5 separate regions of the Homo sapiens genome follow, and regions 2, 3, 4 and 5 are each linked to region 1. Evidence: chromatin contacts called from ENCODE Hi-C data. All regions are on one chromosome and are shown on one strand. Each heading gives the region's core, a stretch centred on a gene start or an enhancer-like site at or near the end of the contact. The rest is flanking DNA. Distances are from core to core; before and after follow the strand shown. Region 1 holds the start of SRSF11 (serine and arginine rich splicing factor 11). Region 2 holds the start of MIGA1 (mitoguardin 1). Region 3 holds the start of USP33 (ubiquitin specific peptidase 33). Region 4 holds the start of ALG6 (ALG6 alpha-1,3-glucosyltransferase). Region 5 has its middle 6.3 kb from the start of MIR101-1.

Region 1 (5,766 bases), core at 1,564-4,063:
AAAGATTTATGTGTACCCATCACAGAGAATAAATAAGTGTTAACATTTCAGGAAAAAAAGAAAAAGGCATGAACCCTGACCTTCTGTTATTTGTCCTTTTATCATCAAATATTTTAGCATGCGTGGCATATAGTAGGCACTCACAATAAATGTTAAACTATTAAGTATCTGTAACTGGCAGTTACATATGTCTGATTCAAAATGAGAAAATTAATTACCATTCTTTGTATTCACAGATACTTATTTATGAGTGACGTGCAGTTAGTTATACAATCAGCCTCCATAACCATGTGTTCCACATACTTGGGTTTAACCAACCCCCATCAAAAATATTCAAAAAATAAAAAATAATGACATTAAAAATAAAAGGTTTTAGAAATACAGTATAAAAGCTATTTACATAGCATTTACATTGTATTCAGTATTAAAGTTGAGTATCCCTAATCCAAACCAAAATCCAAAATGCTCCAAAATCTGAAACTTTCTGAGCACTAACTGGCACAAGGTAAATGCTCATTGGAGCATTTCAGATTTTAAATGTTAGGATTAGGGATGCTAAATCAGTGAATATAATGCAGATATTCCAAAATCTTTTTTAAAAATCCAAAATCCAAAACACTTATGGTCCCAAGCATTTTAGATAAGGGTTACTCAAGAGTATGAGGGTATGTGCTTACATTATATGCAAATACAGTTGTACCAGTCCTGAGGTGAGTATTCATGGGGAATTGATACCAGGACCCCAGAGGATATCAAAATACACAGATGCTCAAATTCTTTATGTAAAATAGGATAGCGTTTGTATATAATCTGTGCACATCCTCCCAAATATTTTAAATCATCTCTATACTAATAATAATACAATGTAAATGCTGTGTAAATAGTTGTTAGACAAGAAATAAAAAGTCTGTACATGTTTAGACCATCAATTTTTTTCCAAATATTTTCAGTCCCAGGTTGGTTGAATCCACATACATGGAACCCATGGATACAGATCAAATGCTTTATTACACAACACCATTTTACATAGGGGATTTGAGCATCCTCTGGTTCTGGTATTTGTGGGAGGGTCCTGGAACCAATCCCCCACAGATACTGAGGGACAGCTATATGCTTTTCTTTAAAATTCTGAAAAGTCTTGGCTCTAGCTAATGTTAGTTGATTTCTATGAAGGCCATAATTTGTAATTTTGCTGAGGCTCACATTCAGTCAACCCATCCATTTTCTGTATAAGCACTAGTGAAAGTCACTTAGCCAGTTGGCTCTACACCCAAATCTCAATAACCTTGTGCTCTAATCTCTCACATATTGCATCTTGACTGCATTGTGCCAAGAGGTATTCACTAATGTAGATACTCTGTAAGGCTTCAAGTTTGTTTGTTTGTTTTTACCTCCAAAACATCTAAAACTTTTACCTCTAAAAACATTCAAGGTCAAGTGAATTATTTAGTGAACTGTCTTAAATGCCATTGTCATTAAGGTATATTTGTGCGTGTGTCCAGCACATTCATTGGGACTGACTGTGTGACAGACATTGTGCCAGGTTCTGGACTGACCCAGGAAGCTCACAACTTTGAGTGATACATGTCAATAATAAATACATGTATCTTCTGTTACTTAGCAGAAAAGAGGAAGCCCTAACAGCTTGCAGAAGTCATAGCAGTGAGGGAAGGAATGCTCTACAGAAGATGACAGATAAGATGAGTGATGTTATTAATAACTTGTGTATCGGCACAGAGACATTATGGTTTTTGTCATGTTTGGGGCACTACAAGTCACTGGACTACACACTGGATGCAGTTGAGAGAATAGTTCAGATGAGGTTGAAAACAAAAGCAAGGATTTTTTTAATAGTCAAAAGCTTCAAAATTATTTTAAGCAAGAATATGTATGTGAAACAAGTTTTTCTTGAGAAATTGCAGTATTTTCTTTAGAAATATATACTTGAATATATTTAAGTACTATAAACTGTGTTTCCAAAGTCAGCTATTGTGGAATTGGCTGGGTGCAGTGGCTCACGCGCCTGTAATCCCAGAACTTTGGGAGGCCAAGGCGGGTGGATCACCAGAGGTCAGGAGTTGGAGACCAGCCTGGCCAACATGGTGAAACCCCATGTCTACTAAAAATACAAAACTTAGCCTGGCGTCGTGGCAGGCGCCTGTAATCCCAGCTACTCCCGAGGCCTAGGTAGGAGAATGGCTTGAACAGGGGAAGTGGAGGTTGCAGCGAGCCAAGATGGTGCCACTGCACTCCAGCCTGGGCGACAGGGCGACTCTGTCTCAAAAAAAAAAGTCATCCATTGTGAATGAATGTACAAAACGCTTATTAATAAGTGTAATATTAAAATATATCTTTTCTGAAAGTTTTAGTGACAAAACAAATTAGTTACAGATTTAATGTTACCAAAATTCATGTACATTGAAAATTTCGGGACATTTTATACTGGTGGTGGTGGGGTGGCATCTTAGCTTGGGTTTAAATATCATTAGTAATCGGATAGCTCTGTAGATGATTATCAGTATATAAAGACATCGTGAGCAGTATTTAATAAGAAGAGTTGCTGAAGTGACTTTTGCAGGAGGATGAATGCTTTTTTTAAAAAAAAAGTTTATACGTGCCTCTTCGCTCTTCCAAAAAAAAAAGAGAGAAGAAAAAGAAGAATAAAACGAGAGACGAAGGTGGATAACACCTTTCTCTAGACCCCGGTGCCTCTCATTTCTCGGGCTGCAGGCGACGGCTGCTGGGCCTGCGCGGGGTGGAGCCGACGCTGACGCGCCCTGCGCCGCAAAGCATTGTGGGAGCTCGGGCCCGCTAGTGTCGTGGTTGGAGGCGAGGTGGGGCGGCCGTTTGTTTTCTCGTGGTCTCGAGCTCGCGCGCTCTCATCCCCTCCCCCGCGGCGTGCGGCGGGGCGGAGAAACGGCGGCGGCGGCGGCGGCATCGGCAGCAGTAGCAGAGGCTGTAGCATCGGACACCCTCCTCTCTCCCGCAATCCGGTTCCTCTTCCCCCTCCTTCTCACTGTTTGTTGTGTGTTTGATGTGTTAAAGCAGGAGCGAGAACCCGAGCAGCGCCATGAGCAACACTACCGTCGTCCCCAGCACTGCAGGTCCGGGCCCCAGCGGCGGGCCCGGTGGCGGAGGTGGTGGTGGCGGCGGAGGCGGCGGCACCGAGGTAATCCAGGTGACTAATGTCTCCCCGAGCGCTAGCTCTGAGCAGATGCGGACTCTCTTCGGTTTCCTAGGCAAGATCGACGAACTGCGCCTCTTCCCGCCGGAGTGAGTATCGTCCACCATCACTGTTCCTGCTAACGCCGCCTCAGCCTGGGCCTAACACACACAATTTCCTTAGGCCCCTGTCGCTGCTTCCCCGGGCCAGGCTGCTTGAGTGGCTGGTGGCTGGTGGATTTACTTAAGACGGTTGTGTTCCAGGCCTACAAAAAAATGCAGAGAGGCAGGGCCAGGGCTTTTTGGAATTAGGAAACACTGGCTGTTATTCTCGGGAAATTTTTTTTTTCCGCCTTAAATTGTGCCAACGTGGTCGTTTGGCTTTGGGGACTTAACGCAAGACTAACCGCAGTCTGTACGTCGTATATAGGTTAAATCCCTTTTTTAAAAAACTGAGTATTTGTTCTTTGCGTTCTTGGAAGAAAGGTAACAAAATTATTCATGCCTGTGTTAATTTGGTGTTAAACTTTGTAGGTTGTTCACTTATTGTTATTGCTGTTATGTGGTTCTGGCCCAGCAATATAATTCAAAGATCATATTCTTTTTGACAGACGCTTAGTTTAGTGTGAGCCTGATTACTTAATTTGTATAATGTCAAAAAACGGGTTATAAACCAGAGATTTTCCTTTGTTTGAATAATATACAGATTTGTGATATTTCACAGTTGTTCTTGAGAAGGATTTTTATAAATGTTGAAATTTGAATTAGAGTGTATGACTTTTTATCCTTTTTGTCTCACTTTTATTTTGAAAATTATTTCTATCGCAAGAATATTAAGTGGATGAATTGTAAAGAAAAAATAGTTCAAAGAAGCTAAGAAGTAAGATAAAGTGTACTACTAAAACAGACAATTGGAATAATAATAATAGTCTTGTGCTTTTTGGAAGACTTATTGGTGGAGAAGTGACAATTCAAATGTCATTATCAGTAAATATCATATATTGAGAATTTTATGATGTCACTTAAATACTAAACAGGAAATTGGAATCCTCTAAGAATCTACTGTTATGGTACGTGTAACCATTAACTTTCTGCTCAATAAAATAATTGACAAAAGTTTATCATAATGAGATATTTGTTAAGTATTAGCATATTTCATCACTTTCCACTTAAAATACTTTCACAAGATTATTGGTGTTTTCAAATTGGTATGTTTCTAATTTTTAGGGAAATGTACATGTGGAGAGAGGATTTACTTAGTTTGCATGACGTGGAGTTCTGGGAACAAACACGTAAATCTTTATTCCTGTTATTTTGACAGATACTTGATTTGGTAATGAAAGACAAATAGCTTTCATAACATGAACATACAAAAATAGATGCTTTGCTGTTGTTCAGTTTTCTCAAGACTTACTGTTTTAAGCTTGTAAAATTAATGAACAGTAAAATAGCAGAAAATAGTGATACATTGGATGATTTTAATAGTTTTATTAGTGAGATATTTGAGGTATTCGAATTACTACAATTCTTTCCAATCCTACAAGTTAAAAATTTTGTTATGGTTGCTGACTTTTAAATGCTGTTTATTCTCTGAAGGCAGTTTTATGATGCATTTAGAAAAAAGGTAAGAGAGATGTAGGCATTATACTGGTTCATCTTTTACCTAATGCATGACCAGTATACTAGAGGAAGTTGTGATGGACCAGAGTCTTTTTGTTTTGTAATCAAATGAATAGTTCCTTCATAACCAGGACAGCTAGTGTGTGCTTGAGAATGTCTCCCTCAACTATATGATCTGGGATATTCTGCATTAAAAGGACTCCCTTCCCAGTATTGGGAGAAAGAGAGATAAATTGACACATTTTTACTCTGACTCCTTCATTTATCTTCCCACATACAAGATCATTTTGTCTTTTAAAATGTACAAGGTTACAATAAGTTAAATGTTATTAGTGGCCTTCTACATTTGATCAGTAATGTAGATGGCTACTTTTATTTACTTGATGTTGCATTTTGTTTTTTTAACTATAAGTTTCAATACACTAATCTGACTGGCACAAGTTGCATATAGTTCCCAGTGGTCCACAGGGTTCATCATTCCAAAAATATTTATTCATAACATTGAATGGCTCAGATTACATAAAATTCTATCTGTTGTGAACAGGTCACCTGATTGTAACTATTATCTACACAGTTGGCCTTCTTCATCTCTGGGTTCCACATCCATGGATTCAGCCCACTGTGAATTGAAAATATAAGGAGAGAACGTCTGTACTGAACATGTACAGACTTTTTTCTTGTCATTCCCTAAACAGTACAGTATAGCAACTATTTACATTGTATTAGGTATTATAAGTAATCACGAGATTTAAAGTATGCAAGAGGATGTGCACAGGTAATATGCCATGATTTTATTTTTCCTCCACCTCTTCCCCCTCCCTGCATCATGTTATATAAGAGACTTGAGCATCTGTGGATTTTGTTATCTGCAGGGAGTCCTGAAACCATGGATACTGAGGGAAAACTATATGATTTCCCCCAAGAAGGCAGTGACATGCACCTGTAACTCTTTTTCCCCTAGACATATCTGTGACATGCTTAACT
Region 2 (5,766 bases), core at 847-3,346, 7.6 Mb after region 1:
TGTTGAAACTACAGAAAAATAGCTTTGTGTTTCTTTTCCTTTAACAATGCATCTAGTAAGTGGCCAAGAAAGGATTCAAACCCAGGCAGTCTGACTTCACAGTTTTGTTTTGATATTATGCAGATAGGATCCCCTAAATTCATTAATGGTTGCTGTAGCATGTATTGCAGTACTTGTACAGAAGAAACAACTGGTAGTACTCCATGAACTCCATTCTCTGGTTTAGTGAGCATTACACGATGGCTTGGTTATCTGGGGGAGGTACTGGCCTTCAGAATTAATCCAGGCTCCAATTTTTTTTTCCTTGTCTCCAATATCAGAAGACATTGAGTCCCCTGTCCTTCTGGTTTAAACCACTACTTGTTTGGTTTTCTTTTACTTGTAGCGAATATGTTAACTAATATATCCAATAATGGCTAAGATTGAGTGCAGTACTCTGCCAAACCAGAAGAAGGGAGGCTTACAGCAAATTACATTTGGTTTATAAACATAAATTAAATGTGATATTTCTATTTTATATATTTTATTATTATTTTGTAGAAATGAGGGTCTTGCTATTGCCCAGGCTAATCTCGAACTTCTTACCTCAAGGGATCCTCCCTCATCGGCCCCACAAAGTGTTGGGATTACAGATGTGAGCCACCTCACTTGGCCTAAATGTGACATATCTTATTCTCATGCTAAAGAATAAACTCTGTACCCACCGTGTAATACTATTTTTCTCATAATGTTTATTGTGGAATTAAGGAGATAATATGGTCTCAGGAAAGTTGTGTTGAGTGGTAGTCATCATCATTACTGCTATTCTCATTACGTTGAATGTTTGGAAGCTGTGGGAAATGGGAAAGAGGAGGAAATTGGGAAAATAAATGAAAATAGCCTTACAAATTTCAGGTTCTTCAAGTCTCAAGAGCTCCATTTACCCTATAAGTGCAAAATATTTTCACATAAAACCCAGTCTGTGGATCGTTAGTTATTATTAATCTAATAATATCATAAATTGGTACTACTATTCTATTTTCCATTTGGTTAAATGGGAATTTTGAAAACAGAATTATTTTGGCTTTTCACCACAAATATGCTCAGCAACTGGAATTCTTAAATCTGCAGTTTTTTTGTTTTGTTTTGTTTTGTTTTGTTTTTTGTTTTGAGACAGAGTCTCACTCTAGTCACCCAGGTTGGGGTGCAGTAGCACTATCTGGGCTCACACAACCTCCGCCTCCCGGGTTCAAGCGATTTTCCTGCCTCAGCCTCCCGAGTAGCTGGGATTACAGGCAGGTGCCTGGCTAATTTTTGTACTTTTAGTAGAGATGGGGTTTCGCCATGTTGGCCAGGCTGGTCTTGAACTCCTGACCTCAAGTGATCTGCCCGCCTTGGCCCGCCAAAGTGCTGGGATTACAGGCTTCAGCCACCGTGCCCCGCCTAAATCTGCAGTTCTGATGGAATGTTTTGACTGAAGACTGAACGTAGAAACAGTACCTTGGGTTTTGTTGTTGTTATTTTTTCCTAACCCGGCCCCCTATTAGTTTACTATGTATTAGAACCTGAGAGAGGTGACTACTCTGCCAATAAATTGCCACATTCAATATTCTTCGGTTGCCTAATTCAGTGGGAAACACAGAAAAAAAGGTAAAGAGGACATGAAATCAATAATAAATGCATCATCTATACCGGATTGGAATGCCTCTTAACACTCATTCATCTGAGGGCTGAGGGCCTGTGGTAGAAGTTCTTAATCTTGTTTTCAGGGTTTTGAAATTGTGTAACTTTTTTTTCTTTAATGTAATGAGCATGTGTATACACATTTTTTTTTTTCCAGGGGAAACCCTCCATAATTTTTACCAGATTGACAACCGTTCTAGATCCCCCGACAGGTTACGAACTACAATACTAGTTTTTTTTTTTTTTTTTTACCGGTTTGTAAAAGGATGCAATTCTTCGAATATAGTTTTTGCATCCACTTGACGAGGAAGGAGCCTCTACCCTAAACAAAAATGGCGGGAGCTGCTTCACACGTAGTCCCTCACGCAGAAAGCCTGGAAGGCCCCCTCCACTTTCTCTCCACCTTCGCACTCCTGACCCCGGAAGGACTCCGCCTTCTCCATGTCAGACTGCTGCTCAGCGCCAGGCATCAGCTGGGAAGCTGGCGTGGGCAGGCCAGCTGTACCTGGCCTGGAGCTCCAGGTACAGGGCCAGGGGCGGGGTGGGGTGGAGAGGCGGGCGGGAGGAAGCGGAGAGTTGAGCGGCCACGCAGTTGGGGCAGAGGCCTCGGGGCAGGGGTGGCGCGGACTCCATCGCTGGCGTTAGCTCTCGGAGTGCCAGGTGGAGCGGCGGAAAGCCAGAGGGTCTACGGCCGTGCCACCCTGAACACCCCCGACCTCGTCTCATCTCAGAAGCTAAGCAGGGTCGGGCCTGGTTAGTACTTGCATAGGAAAGCAGGAGGGTCCCCACGCCAGAGGGAGGCCTGCAAAGGAAGCGCGGAATTGGGATGGGCTCGCCACTGCTCTGAGCCAGAGGAAGGGTCTGGACGGCCGAGCTGGAGGGACCCCCTTTTCTGGTGTTCTTGGCAAAGAAAAAGGAAGACAGCAGAGGAGAGCTCCGCGAGGGGCTGCTGTGGGGTCGGGGGAGAGCGCGCTGGAGGTAGGGCAGCTGGTGAGGTCTCAGGTTCGGCTTGGATGCGGGTGGTTTTGAGCAGGGAGTGGCTTTTGGATGTGAAAGATTACTCTGCTTTGCAGGTGCTTTAAGAGAATAATTTAGCACGGGAGTATTGTGGTGTCAGGTCCTTCTGTAAAGTTGTTAAATTATCTATTTTCCAGAGGGAAGACTCAGCTTGTTTTTGCACAGGACTTTGAAACCTTTATTATTGTTGTTTTATTGTTGTTGTTATTGCAGCTAAACATGTTTGCTCTGTTCAAAGTGTCAGAGTTAGGTTATATAGATTTGTGCTTCACGTCAATTTTCTTTTTGATACTTCAGACTTTCCTTCCTGTTGGATTATAAAGTCAAAGTTGCAGGATAGAATTTTAAGATGTCTAAGAAACTGTTTATGACACTTATTTTTAATTCCCCAGTAGTTGGAATGTAGAGGAGCAAGTAATATCACACAGGACAATATTTTTGGTTATGTTTTATAGATTCCGTCTATAAATTTGAATAATCATGAAACCCCCTTCATGTTTATTTTTATTATGCTTCTGAAAGCAAATGAAATGACTAGTTTTTTGTTTTTTTTTCTTTAGTTTTTCAATGAATAATGATTAGGTTTGGAATCAACTTCCTCAGTAATATTAAATGAAAAAGAATGAGGTAGTTAGAATGCAAAAATAGAGGTTTGTCATAATATTTTTTCTTTTTTCTTTTTTTTTTTTTTTTGAGGCGGAGTCTGGCTCTGTCGCCCAGGCTGGAGTGCAATGGCGTGATCTCTGCTCACTGCAACCTCCGCCCCTAGGGTTCTAGAAGTTCTCCTACCTCAGCCTTCCGAGTAGCTGGGATTACAGGCGCCCGACATCACTCCTGGCTAATTTTTTTGTATTTGTAGTAGAGATGGGGTTTCGCTATATTGGCCAGGCTGGTCTTGAACTCTTGACCTCAACTGATCCACCCACCTCGGCCTCCCAAAATGCTGGGATTACAGGCGTGAGCCACCACGCCTGGCCGAGGTTTGTCATAATCTTTTAAGAATATCTCTGCAGCCAATTAAAGTGTTTGCTTTATTTTCTTTCTATTCTGCTTAAAAATTTGGAATGCTCCATTATAGGGAAAATTACTTTGGGTGAATTACTCAATACGTTTTTTAAATGCAGTAGCATAGATTGCTTAATGATCCAGAATCTAATTAGTAAAAATGTTTCTCAAAATAAAATGTGTTAATATTTAGGGAGGGGGAAGAATAAATGAGCTTCCCCCCACTTCCTTTTTACTGTAGTAATATTAAAAAAGTAATACATGTAGGCAGGTTTTTAAAAATCAAGTATTACAAACAGACTTATAAGGAAAAGCAGTCATTCTTTGCCCAGCTTTTCTATATCCCTTGTCTTATTCTCCAGAGGACCATTTTTCACTTTCTTAACTGTTCATGGTTTCCTCTGTACTTTTTAATCATATGTCTCTATCACAGGTTGTTGACTGAAATAAATGTATGTCAAGTAGAACTAACTATACTGAATCTAAAAGTTGTACTTAGAACACTGGTAGGGGGGATTAAGTTTATACTGCTGTATCCCTAGTAAGGATTAAGGGAAGCATCAGTAGTAGTAACCCACCCTAAGAGGTATTGCTGTGTTTGATTTTAAAGGAAACCACTACTTAATCAGTGGTTTTGACACTTGTCTGAAAACAGGTGGGTATTAACAGAAGGGGATAGTCTATTGGAGTATAGAAAAAGAGAACATAGAAATGTATGCAGAAATGAAGGGCCTAAAAAAGTGTAGCAAATAATTTTTTTTTTTTTTGGTGTAGGCAGGGTTTCACCATGTTTCCCAGGCTGGTCTCGAACTCCTGGGTTCATGGACTCAAGCAATCCACCCATCTCGGCCTCCCAAAGTCACTCCCAAAGTGCTCAGGCATGAGCCACTCACTGTGCCCAGCCGCAAATAAACTTTTATAGAGGGATTGCTGGTAATTTTTATATTCTGTTATGTAATATACAGCACTACCCAAATAAAAGAAATAATAAATTTGGTAGACATAAACATTGTGGTTATTAGAGAAGCCCATTCTCTTGTGCATTAGAGATAATGCTTAGGCGTTTTCTTGGCCTGAATGAAATATTCCTCAGGACTCTTGATTTTTGCACTCATCAGGCAACATTTTTGACTTATTAGTTCAGCTTCCTATGGTCTTTTATTTCAGGGATGGTATGTTTTGATAGAATATGTACACTAGATCGTTTATTTCTTTATTATAAATAGATAAACTTGTAAAGTGATTTATGCATCAATACCATGTAAATTTGTTTAACATGTGTTCAACTGGGTACAGTGGTAAAATTACGTTTCTGGCTCTATAAAGCAGAGACCCAGACCCTGAACCACTGCCTTAATGACCTCTCTTTGTGTGTCAACTGCTTCTCTGTACTCATCTGACTTTTCTTTTTTTGTTTAAGAGAAATAATACGCATTAAAACTATACCAAAATCATATAGCATATATGTGGCATTTCTTTGAAGATCTTTAAAATGAGACAATAGGAGAATAAATGCGTGAGTTCTGGAGTTCAGTCAGTGAACTCTGAGGTTCTAGCCCCAAGATTCTGTTCCAGATTCCATTCAGCAACCTGCCTGCCACCTACTCTCACCCCCGCAGTTATATGAAGGAAACCAAATGAATGAGAAGTAAATTTTAAATTACTCCCTAAAAAGTGTTAAATTTTTATGTAACCAGAAAAGAGAGAATCTAGAACTCGCAATTTCCTAAGGAAAATTTGCTACCCGGACTCAAAGTTTAAATCTAGCTTTTTTTTTTTTTTAACTTCTTATTTTTTATGCTATCTCCTACAGGAAGGATAGCTTATTGTTTCTTTTACGCGTTTGGTGATTAATAAATATAATTTTAGCTCAAGTGTAATGTCATCAATAATTGACTGCAAAAATAAGCTGATAGAATTAAATTTTCAGTTTGTACCTTTCATTGGTAAAGTAACCAGAAATCTTTGTGGCTAATTTTTTTTATGTTTCATTTAATGAAGATTAGAAGAGGAGCCATGTCAGAAGAAACAGTAAGTGAATCACAGTTTTCCTTGAAGACAGCAGCGCTAAGAGTGTTTGAT
Region 3 (5,766 bases), core at 923-3,422, 7.5 Mb after region 1:
GTCATATGTTATAGTTCACAGTGCTCCAATCTTAATCTATCTGAATTCCCAATCTGTATCAAAAGCTGCTTTGGCAACATTATTTCAGGCTTTACGAAATTCTGATCCTTACACAATCTTGAAATGTTTCTGTCATGGGGAAAGACTTTATTTCTTGGCATTCGGAGCTCAGAGGACTGGCATGAGGATCAAGTAAGACTGTGTAAGTGAAAGGTCACAGAAAATTCTAATACTACTACATAAATGTAAGAATTATCATCTCAATTCTGAATTTCAAATATTTAAAATCACCTATTTACTACAATCTAATGTCATTAAACTGCAGTTATATAAAAAGACTTGCTTACTGTTAAGTTATAAAAAGTTCAGAAAAGACAGAAAAAAAGTGAAACTGGCCATAAACCAGATCATAAATAGGAAGCAATCTTAAGTAGACTATCCCTCTTGCACATATCAGGTCAAATATTTTATTCCAATAATATTTTTTGTACTGTCCTTTTTTTTTTTTTTTTTTTTTTTGAGACAGAGTCTCGCTCTGCTGCCCAGGCTGGAGTGCAGTGGCATGATCTCGGCTCATTGCAAGCTCTGCCTCCCGGATTCACGCCATTCTCCTGCCTCAGCCTCCCAAGTAGCTGGGACTACAGGCACCTGCCACCATGCCCGGCTAATTTTTTGTAATTTTTAGTACAGACGGGGTTTCACCGTATTACCCAGGATGGTCTCGATCTCCTGACCTCGTGATCGTCGGCCTCCCAGAGTGCTGGGATTACAGGCGTGAGCCACCGTGCCCAGCCCTGACCTTTCTTTCAATCCTGCCAAAGTAATGAAATAATACAAAGCTCCTAGCATTGTGTAACTATTTCTATTATTTTTTCATAAAACTAGCATTGTCTTTAAGATTCCTATTTTCTCTCTTATTTATAATAGTATGAATTCACTAACAATATTTGTATTATGCTCAAATCAAATAGCCTATGACGATAATGTGACTTGGTCAGACCTTTCCAAATAAGACAGTAGGAAAAACGGAACTAGGACGGCCTTGTTACTTTTTGTAACACGTTTTTCTTAAAGGAAAAATAATCTGATTAAACTTAAAAATTCTCTACATCCACATAGTTATTAAGCAAAAGGCCTAGAGATCGTTACGGTAAAATTCACCTTCAATTTAAGTCTATGCTCCTGCCAGAATTTCACCCTCTGGCTCAATTTTCCAGGCCTAATACTGATTCTATGAGAATGTAAACTCCAACGGTACTTGAGTGCAAAACACCCAGGAAAATCTCATCGTCCAAGAGCTCAACGTAAAACCCTGTAAATATTCAAATGAAGAGCGTTTTGTATACGAGAAATATAAGTAAAGGTCTGGGAAACCACACACTATGGATCTTTCATCCAAACAAAGGCTGCAGATGGACAGAAGGTAAGGGGTAACCTCTCAGTCAAGATCAAACATTGGTCGAAGAAAAATTCCAGGGACGATGACACCTCGGTTTTTCCGTTCACAACAACAAACAACGGGGCCGGCCCCCTCAACAGCGCCGAAAAGCGAAACCAGAACCCAGGAGCCGGCGCGCTGCAGGGCTTTCAGTCACCCACTGAGAGGGACTGGCAAGCCTGAGTGGGGAGACCGAGGAAGGGAGCAGAGCCCCCGCTTCTCGGGCTCACCTGCACCTCCCGCTTCCAGGGAAGAACCCCTGAGGACCCTTCCTCAAATCAACGACCGGTTCCCATCCTCCACCGACCGTTGACAGGGCGACCACTAGATTATCTCTGCAACGCAGAGCACCGAGGGGCCAAGGCCTTCTTCCCGCCCGCGAACCCGCCGCCACCCAGGACCAAGAAAAAGAGGCTGCTGCAGCGGCCGCAACCCCAGCGCGCGGAAGCGAGAACAGAGACCGGACCCCGGACGCGAGCGAAACGCCCTTGGGCCCCGCGCCCCTCCCAGCAGCGCCGCGCTCACCTCCACGGCCTGGCCCGCGGGACCCGCCAGCTCGACCAACAACGGCCTGCAGCCGCACCTCCGCAAGCTCCTCTTTTCCTTCTCAGCTCTCGGAGAGGGGCAGTGTCGCGTCAGGAGGGCCGGAAAACGGCCCCGCAGCGCTGCCCTCGGGGGGTCCGCCTCCTGAACTGGCCACTTCCCGCAGCAGCCGCGGCTCCTTCCGGTGTCTCCGGGGCCGCCGCAGGCGTCTCCGGCGATAGGGGAGGTGGGGGCGGAGCCTCGATGGGAGCCCGCCCCAGGGGCGGGGCCACGGGAGCCAGGCCCAGGTGCGGGGACCCAGGCCGGCTCCCTACTCTGACTGCAAACTAACTGTACAGGGTATGTGCAGCAGTTTGAGGCTGTGAGCTTTTTTTTTTTCGTTTTTCACATGTTTTCTCCTTCTCTTTCACAGTCACACACTACGACCATTATAAGGTCTTGTCTCGATGCATTACAAAAACTGCATTAAGGCTGGCCACTGAAGGGCCTCAGGTTTCCAAACTTGAGCAAAGAAATATTAGACTTAACTTATCCCAATTCAACATTGTATTTCCTCCTTTCATCTTTCTTCCCCCAACTTCTTAGGACCTAGATTCTCTGAAAGCAATTATGTTTCCCTTTTCCACCTATGCAAAGAAGAAATTTATCTCACCATTTTCTCCTTAGGCTAAAATCAAGAGGATCAAATCAAATATTTATTGAAACCTTAGTATCTGCTTAATGCCTGGAGCATGGAAGGAGTCCTGCCTTCTAATTATGTAACTGTTAAAATGCACTCGATTGAGGTTCAAATCTATGAATAAAAAAGGTTATATTAATAAAAAATTGTTAAAATTGCCAGTTTCAATCTGTCTCATGACATCTGACTTTTTGGTCTCCAAAATGGGAGCATGTACCAAAGTATCATGCAAGATGCTCAGTCTCCATTGGAATAGGTAGAAAATATAAAAGCTTCTACTTATTTTTATGGTAAAAATGAAATAAATTAACCATGATACAAAATTCTAGGTAGGGATTGACACTCAGGCCTCAATTTGCACCACAAATGATTGCCTATCCTCGGTTCACTGAGGAGAATAGAAATTTCACAGAATAGAAGTTTCACAGGCAGGCGCCATGGTTCATGCCTGTAATCCCAGCACTTTGGGAGGCCGAGGCGGGTGAATCACTTGAGTTCGAGACTAGCCTGGGCAACATGGCGAAACCCCATTTCTACTAAAAATACAAAAATTCGCCAGGCATGGTGACAGGCACCTGTAGTCCCAGCTACTCAAGAGGCTAAGAGTGGAGGATCACTTGAGACCAGGAGTTTGAGGTTGCAGTGAGCCATGATTGTGCCACTGCACTTCAGCCTGGGTGACAAAGTGAGATATTCTCTGGGAAAAAAAAAAAAAGATGCCGTTAGGAGATGAAAAGTTGTCTCCAGCCGGGCACAGAGCCTCACACCTGTAATCCCAGCATTTTGGGAGGCCAAGGCGGGTGGATTACCTGAGGTCAGGAGTTCAAGACCAGCCTGACCAACATGGTGAAACCCCCATCTCTACGAAAAATACAAAAATTAGCCAGGTGTGGTGGCGCGTGCCTGTAATCCCAGCCACTCAGGAGGCTGAGGCAGGAGAATTACTTGAACCCAGGAGGCAGAGGTTGCAGTGAGCCAAGATAGAGCCACTGAACTCCAGCCTGGGCAACAGAGGAGGACCCTGTCTCAAAAAAAAAAAAAAAAAAAAAAAAAGCTGTCCACAGAGGAGATCTACAGAAGAAAAAAAAAGAAGAGAGACAGAGAGAGAAGAAAAGTTAGGCCAGCAAATAGAATTTATTTGAAATACATATAATTGAAAAGGGGCTCAACTCCATATGTATTTCCAGAAATCAATTTTTAAAAAAACAGGCGACCAAATAGAAAAATAGACAAAAGTCACTTCCCCAGAAATTCTTCTATTGAAAATGTATCAGGGGTATTCTGTTCTTACAGTGTCCTAGCAAATTCAATTCAGCCTCCAAGTCCCACCACCATCCTGCTTAGTAACCAAGGTTCTCTCTGGGCTTACCTGTCCTGGAGGAGTTCTAGGGCAGTGTCAATGCAAGGAAGACAACTGACAAGGCTGTTCAAGATCACCAGGTGCGGTGGCTCATGCCTGTAATCCCAGCACTTTGGGAGGCCCAGCAGGGCAGATCACCTGAGATCGGGAGTTTGAGACTAGTGCGTAGATAATAGTAGGCAAGTACTTCTCAGGTGGACACCAAGTGAAGTCCTTGCAGTGGACAAGTTCTCACAAAACAAACTCACTCTGATAGAATATAATGTAATACCTCTCCCACTTTTAACTTCCGTGAATTCCTGCCTCCCACCCTTGGGTGTTTATCCTTTCATCCCACAGTCCAGATTGCTTATCTTTTACTTTTCTTCAAACAATATCTCCTGATGGCTTATAATGGCTTATAAGGAAGAACACTATCATTAGGAAATAAATCAATCAACTTCCCCTTGAGAGAATAGATTATACATTCCAAAGTGTGGACACCCAGCTGAGTCACTGATTCTGGAGTAGAATTCTAGAGGGTGTGTGGACACCCAGCTGAGTCATACTGATTCTGGAACAGAATTCTAGAGGTGCCGTTCATGGAGAATATAATGTAAATAGTATGACTTAGAGTTGTGCATCAGGCCAGGTACTGAAGTCTCTTCTAATGAAAGGGAGAAAAAAGAAGAAATGAAGAGTAGGAAGAAAAAGAAGAAAAGAAGTCTCTTCTAATGAAAGGGAGAAAAAAGAAGAAATGAAGAGTAGGAAGAAAAAGAAGAAAAGAAGGAGAGATACAAACAGGGAGGGAGGAAGACAATTGAATGGTCCTATCAAAAACAAATACCTTCTCATTTTTGTAACTGAGTAATGGCAAGTAAAAAATAGCAACGTAGAAAATATACATTTTGGTGCTTATGTACCTGAGACTAAATAAAGCTTTGTAAATGCTGTTTCCTTAGAGACAATTTTACAGATACTCCCAACCTCTATCCTTCCTTCACCTGGCTAACTCCTACCTAGATATTCTCTGTTTAATACAGAACTCTTTACCCCATTATTTCCGGTTTCAGCATCCTGCTTGCTTCCTTTAGAGAATGTATTATAATTTGTAATTATCTTAAATTTTTTGGTATACTTAATTTTTTGCCTGTCTCTCCTGAACTCCTCAATGGGAGCAGTGAGTATTTATCTTATTCACAATATTCCCAGAGCCTAGCATTGAAGGACTCAAAAACTTGTTGGCACTCAACTGGGGGTGGTTTTGTCCCCTGAGTGGATAGTTGGCAATATTTCTGAAGAGGATTGGTGGGAGAAAGAATTAGTAACATTCCTTTGCATTGATATTACAAGAGAGTCCCAGACATCATTAATGCCACTATTGAGAAACTCTGATTTAAGCTGGGGCTTTAAAATATGTCTTTGGGCCGGGCCCAGTGGCTCACGTCTGTAATCCCAGCACTTTGGAAGGCCGAGTTGGGCGGATCACCTGAGATCAGGAGTTCGAGACCAGCCTGGCCAACATGATGAAACTCCATCTCTATCAAAAATACAAAAATTAGCTGGGTGTGGTGCAGGTACCTATAATCCCAGCTACTCGGGAGGCTGAGGCAGGAGAATCGCTTGAACCCGGGCGGCGGAGGTTGCAGTGAGCTGAGATGGCACCACTGCATTCCAGCCTGGGCAACAAGAGCAAAACTCTGTCTCAAAGTAAAATAAAATATGTTTCTGGGCAGGGCGCAGTAGCTCATGCCTGTAATCCCAACA
Region 4 (5,766 bases), core at 1,496-3,995, 6.9 Mb before region 1:
GTTATGTAAAGGCACTGGATATTCACATGTGAAAGATGATACCTATTGAAGGTAAAGAGCAGGAGAAGGTATATAGATGGCAGTGGTGAGACAATTCAGCTATGAGTTAGTGACTGTGATGTCTCTTCCGCTATTTATTCATGAACATTTTGAGCATTAACTTTTTGTTAAATACTGGGTCAGAAGCTGTTGGGTTGAGAAACAGGAAGGAGAGATTGATACCAACTTCCATCACTTTAAGATGTATACTTTTTACATATTAATATTTCTGAAATTATATGTTTTACAGTAATTACTAGCTTAAATGGTAGCATTGTTTTCTTCCTCAGTGGTACATAAAATAATGGTGCTTTTTACAAGTGGTGGAACTTTAGATTCAATAAAGTATGATTTTTGGTCTGCCAAACATGGTTCTTGTTCACCAGATGCTTAATATTTATGATCCTGCAATGTAATGGATTTCTCCCTACATTTGTAACCATGTAACATCCTTCACCAATGTGCCTTTCTCCTTTTGGCCTGAGATAATGCATTTATTCAAGTATGGTTGTTTATTTTCTCTCTATACTGTCTCCATCATTATTCAGCAAATGAAACACTTTCATCTCTCTATCTTCACCCCAATTTCTTTCCTGGGCTCTGATTCATAACTGACACCTGAGTATTACAACTTTCTTGTCTTTATGTTACCGTGAACTCAATACAATGAACCATCTTTCCCTCCAAGCCAGATTATTCTCCAGGCTTCCCAAGATCTATCAGTTCTTGGGAACTGTAATGCACACTTGAAACCTTGGGAGCCATCCTTGATTCTTCCCTCTCCTTTGTTTCACTTGTACATATCTAGTATGCTATTAAGACCTGTACACGAGGCCAGGTGCAGCAGCTCACGCCTGTAATCCCAGCACTTTGGGAGGCCGAGGCAGGCAGATCACCTGAGGTCAGGAGTTCGAGACTAGCCTGACCAACACAGAGAAACCCTATGTCTACTAAACATACAAAATTAGCCAGGTGTGGTGGTGCATGCCTGTAATCCCAGCTACTCGGGAGGCTGAGGCAGGAGAATTGCTTGAACCCGGGAGGTGGAGGTTGTGGTGAGCCGAGATCGTGCCATTGCTCCCCAGCCTGGGCAACAAGAGAACAAGAGCGAAACTGCGTCTCAGAAAAAAAAAAAAAAGACCTGTACATGTTTCTTCTTGCATTGATCTCTCCCTTTGCAGTTCCACTATTGCCATCTCAGTCCAAGCCCTTGTCTAATCATGCGTGGACTGCTATAGTCTCCCTCTGATTCATCTGATCCATTTTCACCACTTTAAGTTTTCTCTAACACTGTAACTGTACTGTATACTTGACTCCCTGCTAAAAGTCATTTAATAGCCCCTTACTGATCACTGGATACATTCCAGACACCATAGCCTGGTATTCAAGGCTCTCTACAATTACCAGTCCTTTCCAGCTTCATCACCCACCACCTAAACTAGAGGAAATGTTCTACACTTTTCAGCTGCCACAATATTTGGCTTGAACCATTTCCTTTGTCTAGATTCTTACTCTCATTCTCTGGGCTTATCCAGCCAGGCTTTCCTTCAAAGCTCAGCTGACTCCTCCAGGAAAAGCATTTCCTGATGGTTTGCAGTTTACAGTGAACCCTCTTCTCCTAACTCCTACAGTGCTTAGTGCATATGTAAGTAATGTAACATTTAGTATGTGTTTCCTTCTATAGCTTTTTATCCTTTTATGCATAAAAATGTCTTTCCAATGAGAATTAAATGCCTTGAGGGCAGGGACCTGCCATATTTCTCCATATTCCCAGTGCTGATGGTCTTTTAGATATAATCATATTTTAGACCTGGAAGTTCACCTAGCCCTACTGATTTCTTTCACAGTTGAAGAAACTGAGGCCCAGAGAGAAGTTATTCAGACTCAGTAGAAAGCCATAGTCCTAGCCAAATATTTGCTAACACTTACAAATTATAGGGGTTGGCTTACGTAGAATGGCAAGATTCAGAAGTGGGGAATGAGGGCACTCTCTGAACAAAGGAAGGCAAGTAAAAATCATCACAGCCGTCCATGCGTGATTGGACAGAAGCCTAGACTGAGATGGAAATAGTGGAACTGGAAAGGAAGGGATCAATGCAAAAGGAAAAGTGTGCAGGTCTTACTAACTTACTAGATAGGTATTTTTGGCAAGTTTGGGACCAGGTGATTCAAGCTGCCCGCTGGGGCACGTGTAGTGGCTACTCGAGGGCAGGGCTGTCCTTTTGCACAACGCACAGGCTCTCGCAAATGGTTGGATGTTCAATGTTTCTTACTTTAGGGGGCTGCCCAGTCTTCTTCTTCGCAGGCATGTGGCTAGAAGAAAGTGAAGCAGGTTGGCTTTCTGGCTCCTCGAGGGCACAGGCCCAGAGGTGGTGAGGACCGGCCAAGGCTCTCTGCTCAGTGCAGCAAGCCAGGGCCCGCCCCTGACAGGAATCCGTTGGCTAAGCAGCCGCTCCGGCCTTGGCCACGATCCCAGGAAAGAAGAGCAAGGGGCTTTCCACCTGCCCCTAGCCTAACCCGGGGCTGGGGACCTCTCGGGTTCCATCGGCTCTTGCCCCGCCTCCTAAGCCGGCCGCCTCCTGTCCAGGCCAGGTTGCCCGCCCCTCCCCTCACGCTCGACGGGCTCGCTCCCGCACCGGGCGCGCGGGTGGTGCGCGGGCACACGGAGGCGGAAGGCCGGAGGGGCAGTCCGCCGCGGGGGCGAGCGCGCATGCGCCTTCCTGGGACCCACGGCAGGCGCGAATCCCAGCGGCCGGCGGGCGGCGGGGTAAGAGCATGGGATCCCGGAGGTTCCGGACCCCAGGCCAGTGTGGGGAGGTGCCGGGGGCTCGGACGCGCCACGAGCCGGCGCAGAGCTGGCGACCCGTCTCCCAGCTCCGCTCCACTCCCAGGGACGCGACGCGAGGCCTCCCCAGCCCTTCCTGCAGGGTCGCTTGTGGGTCGGGTGAGGGGACGCGGTGATAGTGGTGGCACTTGCAGGCTGGGGCGGTCCTGGCACCCTTGTCCTTGCGGTTCTGAGGGCCTGGCCCTCAAGAGGAGGGGCGGAGAAACGCGAGAAGGGATCCCTTTCGCCCCATATACACGCCCGGGATAGCTGCACTCCCCGGTGTTGTGTCCACTGCGGTGGAAGGACCTTTCAGACTAAAAGGAGCAAAGTCGGTTCTGGGATGGGGACGGCGGGCTTGGCATTTGTCGAGATGCACCGTCAGGGCAAAGGAGGACGAAAAGCGCATCTACTGCCTGCCTAGCAACTTCGTGGCCAGTGGATGGGTTAGAAAATTACTGTTTTCTGATTTACAGGTGGAAAAAGTCGCAAATAACCCTTTTTCTGGTTTAAGCAGAAGAGAGTCGTTAAAAGCCTCGCATAATATCTTTAACCACACAGGGCTCAGTAAAATTAGGGTACCTCCCCGCTTCGTACACACAGACGCACACAGCTCCATTCAGCAAATACTTCTTGGGTACCTGCCTTCTGCTAACACTGTTCTACAAGTGGGGAACAGAGAGCAACGACTAAGACAGGAGGATCCCTGCTCACAGGGAGCCTTTAGTCAACACATCCAAGTAATTTCCTTTTACACTTTTTTTTTTTTTAATTGAGACAGAGTCTTGCTCTGTCGCCCAGGCTGGAGTGCAGTGGCACGATCTTGGCTCACTGCAACCTCTGCCTCCCGGGTTCGAGCGATTTTCCTGCCTCAGCCTCACGAGTAGCTGGGATTACAGGAACGCACCACCACGCCCAGCTAATTTTTGTATTTTTAGTAGAGATGGGGTTTCACCATGTTGACCAGGCTGGTCTCGAACTCCTGACCTCAGGTGATCCACCTGCCTCGGCCTCCCAAAGTGCTGGGATTACAGGGGTGAACCACTGCGCCCAGCCCCTTTTATGCTTTTTAAATTGGAATATACCATATAGAAAAATACTGTACGCAAATTATAAGTTGTAACTTGTTAATTTATCCTAAAGTCAACACATTTCCTAACCACTACTCAAATCAAGAAGGAAGATTCACAGCATTTCAGAACACCTCTCTGGGCACCCCTCCCAACCACCATCCCTTCTTTCCTCCCCAAAGGTAACCTCTTTCCTGATTTTTAACACCATAGATTAGTTTTGCCTATTTATGAACCTTTCATGGAACCATATGATATGTATTCTTTGGTGTCCAGCATTTATACTGAAAATTATGTGTGTGAGATTGCACCATGTCATGTGAAAATACAAATCCTGTTAGTGAAAAGAATTAGGAAGCAAATTGAAGGTAATGATACAAACAGTAAGGGGAGGAAGCTTTAGTAGGATAGTCAGGGATGATCTTTCTGAGGGGATGATTTGAGATTTGGCATCAATGACAAAAGATTAGCCATTCCAATCAGTTCTGGAGTTATCCCGTGATGTTTTTATTTTAAATAAGAAAATAATTAGGGCCGGGTGCAGTGGCTCACGCCTGTAATCCCAGCACTTTGGGAGACCAAGGAGGGTGGATCACCTGAGGTCAGGAGTTCAAGATCAGCCTGGCCAATCTGGTGAAACCCCGTCTCTACTAACAATACAAAAATTAGCCAGGCGTGGTGGTGGGTGCCTGTAATCCCAACTACCTGGGAGGCTGAGGGAAGACAATCGCTTGAACCCAGGAGGCAGAGGTTGCGGTGAGCCGATATTGTGCCATTGTACTCCAGCCTGGGCAACAAGAGCAAAGCTCCATCTCAAAAAAAAAGAAAAAAAAACAAATAAAATAAAATAATTTTAGATCATTAGGTGGAATGTACCAATTTTGCCCTAAATTTTTTAGTTGATTTATTATATTTTCTGAATATATTTAAAGTGTATCCTGTGGTTAAAATGGTCCAACATTTTTCAAAGAGAAGAGGAAAATGTCAATTTTGTCGATTTGCTTTTTATTTTTTTTTGTTTGAGATGGAGTTTCGCTCTTGTTGCCCAGGCTGGAGTGCAATGGTGCGATCTCGGCTCACTGCAACCTTCACCTCCTGGGTTGAAGCGATTCTCCTGCCTCAGCCTTCCAAATAGCTGGGATCACAGGCGAGCGCCACCATACCTGGCTAATTTTGTATTTTTAGTAGAGATGGGGTTTCACCATGTTGGTCAGGCTGGTCTTGAACTCCTGACCTCAGGTGATCTGCCCACCTCGGCTTCCCAAAGTGCTGGGATTACAGGCGTGAGCCACCGCAACCGGCATCAATTTGCTTCTTACTTTAAAACCCCAACCTAAGGAAAACTGTAAAAAAAAAAAAAAAGTAAGTGGTTAATTGAGTTTTACTGCTTTTGTATTTTTTTCTCACGATTTGGGATTATTCTTAATGATTCTTAAAAAGGCTCATTTCTCTAAGATGGAAAGTTGGTGTGGTTAATGCAAGTATATTTTGGAAGAAAAGTAAAAACCAAACTAGATAAATTGTTTATTGGAAGACTTTCCCAAACTAAATACAAAGACAAGATTCCTCTTTCTCGCTGTACCAAAGATAAATCATGCCTTTGTCTACGGTTGTGGTTTTATATTTACCTGTAGGTGAATGTGTTCTAAATAGAATTGACTGTGTCATTATCTACATATGTGTTGTTTTTCTTTTCTCAGAAATATTCCCTTGTGAGAGTAAATCTTTACTATATCTTTAGATGTATTGAGTCCCATTTAATAGGGAGATCCACCTTTTGATGTATATTCCCAACTAAAGGACTAGGGAATAAGGAACTTAAAATACCACGTT
Region 5 (5,766 bases), core at 1,541-4,040, 5.2 Mb before region 1:
CTCAAAGAGAAGCATTAACTGAGAGTGATTAGAGAAGAGGTGTCATCATTTTACTGACTTTGAGCACTGGCCCTAATTAATCTCATGCTATGTAACTTTATAAGGTCCATGTGGACGAAAAAAAAACCCTATGGACACGGTAACAAAGAGAAGACTGAGCTTTCTTCCTCATGTTGACCAAGAGTTTAGTCCAAAAAGGCTCCAGGAGACTAAAAATTTATAAATACATGACTGGCCCATATATTACATTATATGGGCCTCTCCCCTTCAAACATGTACTCAGCACAAATATTTTTAGTCCAACTGTATACTCCACAGTTAATTTACTTTCTGATTTTGCTCTACATCACATTTCACCACTCTCACCCCCCGGATTTTAGATTTTATGGTTTGCTCACAAGTCAGTTTTATATGCCAGCTAACTTCGGAATGATCCACCCCTGGCTAAACATCTCTAAAAACCCTGATGGTCTCCAATTAATCTATGATTGCCTTATTACTACAGCACTGCCATTTGAAAATGCTGGGTCTCAGATTTTCAAATTCCCTTAATGGACAGCTAAAGGAGCCAATACCAAAGACTTGCAATGACCTCCAATTCTACAGCCTTGGGCTGTTCCAGGAACACAATTACACTCCACTTCCCTGCAGGTTCCACCCTTCTCGAAGCTTCTATTCCTACATCTGTAAAATGAACACATTTCTACTAACTAGTAACACATGCCACAGTGGCACTGCACTCATTAAGTGCTGTGTTGTATACTGCAATTTAATTTGGTGCTGTTTATATCTTATTTCCTCAAGTCAACAGGACTCTTTCTAAAAAAGTCAGAAACTGTTTTACTCATGTCCCTTCACAACACTTAGTGGTCATTTCCACAAAATGCTAGCTCAACAGATACTTGATTGATTGATTAATTGATGAACCTCTCCATTTCTCAGGGAGCCTCTAAACAGTTATCAACAAGAGTATGTTTAATTCCAGTCTCTGTCTATATGGTCTTAGGTGAGGTGTTTGGCAGTTTGTCATCTATAAAATAAAGGGATAGCACCGAATAGCTCCTAAGTTCCTTCCAGTGCAATTTCTGAATCTCATTAGACAAAACAAAACCCAAAGACAGCACTACCTCTATTCACGTTAGCATTGTACTTTTTTTGGAGGAAAGGAGTCAGCAGCCTTGTGGGCCCAAATGCCACGAGTGGAGCCGTGATTTGGTGGGGAGGGGGACAGAAAGTAGATGAAGCAAAGAAAAAATAAATGGAAGTGAGTGACAGATGAGTAGAATCACTAAAATGCCACCAGGTGTCACAATTGTTACTTTGCCACACATTGTTTTCCGGTACCTTTTGCTATGTTCAGGATCCTTTTACAAAAGCAGCAATAGCCGGGTATGTGGGTATCCCAATTTTCCCATGACACCCCTGCTAGCCGTTCTAGAACCCTGGACTTTTACACTAATCTCCCTAATATAACAGTAATAATGTAATACTTGGGGTCCCCAATCATCACATGGAACACAGCAGTGGAAAATAGAAACACAAACATGAAATAACAATATTTCATACAGTCACCACTTTTGAAATTAATCCATGGGGCTAGGCACAGTGGCTCATGCCTGTAATCCCAGCAGTTTGGGAGGCCAAGGCGGATGGATCACCCGAGCTTAGGAGTTCAAGACCAGCCTGGCCAACGTGGGGAAACCCCATCTCTACTAAAAATACAAAAAATCTGCCGGGCGTGGTGGCACACACCTGTAGTCCCAGCTACTCTGGAGGCTGAGACAAGAGGATCGCTTGAACCTGGGAGGTGGAGGTTGCAGTGAGCCAAGATCGCGTCACTGCACTCCAGCCTGGAAGACAGAGAGAGACTCTATCTCAAAAAAAAAAAAAAAAAAAGAAAGAAAAAAAGAAAAGAAATTAATTCATAGATGAAAAGGAGTAATGCAGGCCTGAGCTGTCCAATGAAGTATATAATGCAAGCTACACATGTAATTTTTAATTCTCTAGTAGCCACACTAATAAACAGGTGGAATTAATAGCATATTCATTTAACCCAATATATCTAAAATATTATCATCTGAACATGGAATCAACATAAAATTAATGGGCTATTCTACTTTTTTTGCATTCTTTGAAATCTGAAGATTACTTTGCACTTACATATCCCAATTCTAAATTTTCATCAAAATACTTAATTTGCGTTTGGATTTCAAAACACTTAGTTTCAAAAGTAGATGCGTAAGCTCAAGTATGTTTCCAAATATAAATAAGCTTTCCAATAACTAAATCAAGTTATCAAAGTCTAAAATTAAATAAAATTTAAAATTGAGCTCTTCCTCACCCTAGCCATATTTCAGGTGGTTAATAGCCACGTGGCTAGTGGCTACCATATTAGGGCAGGTATCCTGTCTCTGTCACCTGGATTCTTTTAAACCCGAACCAGAGTAAAAGATGTTACCCCATCAACCAGAAAGTCATCTTACAGCACCCACCAAGTGCTCAAATTATACCAAGTATTTTCTGCTCCACTTCCAATCTTTAAGTTGTCAACACTTCAGTGATTATCGTTTATTAGGTAGCCCTTCCAAAAGACTGAGTATTTTAGCTCAGAGAGGAAAGCATATCTCAATTCAGGGACTGAATGGAGACACTGAGTGAGATTCAAAGACAAGAAGTTAATTTCCAAGGTAGAGGTGGAAAATCCTGACATCCTTACTTCTTTGTCCAGGGTATCAGTCACCTACAAAAGTTACAATTATTGTTTATCACAATTATTGTTTATGAGCCTCTCAACTTACATACTCACAGCAGCTGTCACTGCATCCTCAGGTTCTCTGTCTTCAAGTGCCCTCCTAGCTTCCTGAAACAACCTTCTCTATCTAGAGCAGATTCTGCAGAGAGGCCCCTCTTTAATTCATATTCTGAAACGTGCTTGTTATTGTTGACGTACAAAAACTTATGAATAATTCAATAAATGAATCTTGAACCATCCTATTTATCATTCAGTGGTCTAGGTACCCAACTCTAGAGGAAAGCTTTTCTGAAATACACGGTAAGTATCCCCCAACCCTCCCTCAAAGGAACCAATTATGAACACTATACAGTCTTCTCTCCCTTCTCACTCCCCATGTCAAAGTTCATTGTGTTCCTCCTGCAGCTGATTTAAAAGTTGATCTTTTCAAGGAGCTGGATTCCTAAGGTAGTTCTATTTTGAGCCTTCTTCCTGTTCTGAAGCTAAAGTTGGAAGGGCTTAGGTGGTGATGTCATGGAAGGGAGACTGTTGGTTTTTATAGGAGGGTCTTCTCTGGCAACTCTGGGGATGCTCAAATGGGGAAAACTCAGAGTGTTACTTTTGATCTTTTCCCCCCTCCTTCCCTTTATAGAATATCAGCTATTCCTTAGCCAGCAAGAAAACAAGTTCAAATAAGCCTGCAAACAGATTTACATATTTTACATGCTAAACATCTAATAAATGAAAAGACTGAGAAAAAGAAAAATGCCTCACTGTAAGGAACAGAGGGTGACAACCTCTTTCTCCACCCCTCTCCCCAAATATCTATCACAGAACAAGGGGCAAAGAGGAGGGGAGGGTCGACTGGTAAGCAGAATAAAGGGATTATAAAGCTAGGAGGCTTTTAGAGGGAAACGCTGTTGGAATATTCAGGACAGGAGACCCTTGGGTCCCTGCTCTTCCTCTGTGTTTTCCTCCCTTTTGGAATGGTTAGACTTGGGCTGGGTGTGTCTTCTGCTTGGGAGGCGTTTTTTTTGGCGCTGGAAAAGCAAAAGGGGCCAGGGTGGGGCCTGGGGAAAGAAAGCCAGAGACAGGCTGCTTAGGCCTGGCTCTGGGTTAAGCTTAAGGGGAAAATAAAGGGGGCTACGGAGGGACAGCAGATTCCATTAGAAGACCCAGAGGGGAATAAAAAACAGCGCACTGGCCAAAGGGGGTCACTTCTCTCTCTCCCTCAACCTAGGCCCAGGAGCTATTTGCTGGTTGGTGGGGGACAGGTCCAGAGGGAAGAGAAAATCCCAAAACATCTGCAGATCACAACTTGCCGGGGGAAAGGGGGGCTGGGGACAGACATGCCAAATTAAATCAGCAGGTGAAAGCAGCAATTTTTGGCCAATGCTGGGATTGCGGAGAGGACTAACTAAGAACCCTGGAGAGCAGGGGATTCCCTGGTTTCTCAGCTCACCTCTCCTTCAAAGCAGGGATAAGCACAGGTGTGGTCTTTCTCCAGGAAGGTGGCAGCTGGCGTGCGGGTAGCAGAGTGAGGGAAAGAATTCCTCGCACAGGAAGGCAGGGAGAAGCCCTGGGGTCAGCTGCGGCCAGGAGCCGGCGTCTCCGCCAAGTCCCCTCCCCCTTCCTGAAAACCGACCTGGACCAGCACAAATTACAGCAAAGCACCCCTCTCCCCAATAATGTTTCTAATAAAAGAAACAGACTCTCATGCCTATATTAAAAAACCACGAGCTCTAGCTGATGGAAATAAACAGGTGAGCCCGGGGAGAAGCGGGAAAACACTGGGAATGGGAGAATGAAGGGGGAGAAGGCGTTCCCGAACGTGCAGAGAAACCGAGGCTTCCCCGCCCTCCCTCCACCCTCCTCCCCTCCGGCCGGGGAGAATCTGCGTGGCAGGGTGCAAGCTAAAAATGCCACTGACGGACCCCTCTTCCCGCCCCGTGCCCGTTCTCCCTCCTACCCCAGACTCCAGCGTCCCGGCCTCGTGGTAGCGCCCGGTCCCCGGCGCCGCGCGGGGCTCGCCCTCTCTCCGGACCGCCGCCGCCGCGGGGACTCCGGTCTTCCTCTCTTCTCCCTCCCTCCTCCTCCTCCTCCGGCACCGCCGCCTCCTCCTCTTAGACTCCTCCCGCCGGATCCTTCATGTAAACAACATCCAGGCTCTATTTACAGTCGCCGCCGGACGGCAAGGGACCCACGCCAGCACCCTGGACGCGGGCGGGGGCGGGGGAAAAGCGAGTGCGCAACATTTACACACACACCCCGCCCCTCCGCGCCGCTCCCCTCCGGGGGCCGAGCCAGGCGCCCGGGGCTCCCCGCGTTGCCACTGACACCCCAGCGAGGGCCGCGCAAAACCGCGGAAATGCCCATGGGCGAGGTCGCCCCGCTACCCCTCGGGAAAAACACACGCACGCGCTAACAACAACAAACCCAGTCCGGCAACACCCTCGCAGTCGGTCCCGGAGTGCGGAGGCCCGGCCCGGCCCGCCCCGCGCCGCCGCCCCCGCGCTCCGCCGCCTACCCCGAGGTGGCGAACTGCGTGCGGTCCCCGGAGGAGGCTGAAGGCAGGCGCTAGGCGCTGGGCAGTGGCGCGCCCTCGGCCCCCGGCGCCGCCTGGCCCGCCCCCAGACCCCAGTGCGGATGCCTAGCGGGCCGAGCCCCACGGCTGCGTGTGCGTGTGCGCCGCGGCCAGCCTCGCCGGAGCCGCTCTGTGCGCCCCACGGCTTCCCGCGTCCCCAGGCCGGCTCCGACGCGCCGCGAGACGGGGCCGGGAGCGCAGCAGCCAGCGCTCCACGGCGGCGCACGGGCGCGCACTCGGACGTCCACACTCTGCGCCCCGAGCCTCGCGCGGCCGCACGCCCCACGCAGCCCGCCTCCCGCGGGCGCTCGGCCCCGCGCGCCCCGCCGCCCCCGCGCCCGGCCGCCGCCCCCACACCCACCTGCGCCCCCGGGGGTCCCGGGCTCCCCTTCCTTTGTTCTTCCCGCTATTTGCATGAGGATTATCTAATGACGCAGCAAGGCTCGCCACA

Evidence for each region. Hi-C counts contacts between places; a loop is a spot of excess contacts on that map. Pooled maps may share reads with other maps.
Region 2: a pooled map shows a loop between it and region 1 (8-fold over the local background). The contact joins the promoter of MIGA1 here to the promoter of SRSF11 in region 1. A Hi-C loop is called at or near these places in 4 of 50 pooled maps.
Region 3: a pooled map shows a loop between it and region 1 (6-fold over the local background). The contact joins the promoter of USP33 here to the promoter of SRSF11 in region 1. A Hi-C loop is called at or near these places in 4 of 50 pooled maps.
Region 4: a loop to region 1 is called in a pooled map, with 7 times the contacts of the local background. The contact joins the promoter of ALG6 here to the promoter of SRSF11 in region 1. A Hi-C loop is called at or near these places in 3 of 50 pooled maps.
Region 5: a loop to region 1 is called in a pooled map, with 6 times the contacts of the local background. The contact joins the enhancer-like site here to the promoter of SRSF11 in region 1. A Hi-C loop is called at or near these places in 5 of 50 pooled maps.

Annotation. Positions count from the first base shown.
Region 1 is chr1:70,218,567-70,224,332 of GRCh38, forward strand. SRSF11 (serine and arginine rich splicing factor 11) reads left to right here and starts at 2,814. Exons shown (of 12, transcript NM_001350605.2): 1 at 2,814-3,273. The coding sequence starts at 3,071. RefSeq lists an enhancer at 2,708-3,253 and a silencer at 3,149-3,198.
Region 2 is chr1:77,777,553-77,783,318 of GRCh38, forward strand. MIGA1 (mitoguardin 1) reads left to right here and starts at 2,097. Exons shown (of 16, transcript NM_001416120.1): 1 at 2,097-2,184; 2 at 5,686-5,766. The coding sequence starts at 5,701. It also overlaps the pseudogene RNA5SP21. RefSeq lists an enhancer at 1,984-2,073.
Region 3 is chr1:77,757,680-77,763,445 of GRCh38, forward strand. It overlaps USP33 (ubiquitin specific peptidase 33), which reads right to left and starts at 2,173. Exons shown (of 24, transcript NM_201624.3): 1 at 1,964-2,173. RefSeq lists a silencer at 2,083-2,362.
Region 4 is chr1:63,364,882-63,370,647 of GRCh38, forward strand. ALG6 (ALG6 alpha-1,3-glucosyltransferase) reads left to right here and starts at 2,746. Exons shown (of 15, transcript NM_013339.4): 1 at 2,746-2,806. RefSeq lists enhancers at 2,206-2,345, 3,206-3,315 and a silencer at 2,546-3,025.
Region 5 is chr1:65,061,928-65,067,693 of GRCh38, forward strand. It overlaps a transcript of JAK1 not described here. Among named protein-coding and RNA genes, the nearest start is that of MIR101-1, 6.3 kb to the left of the region's middle. RefSeq lists a silencer at 4,948-5,547. Within about 2 kb of position 2,791, at least 3 of the 41 ENCODE cell types and tissues checked have a DNase peak (open chromatin) inside an H3K27ac peak, as active enhancers do.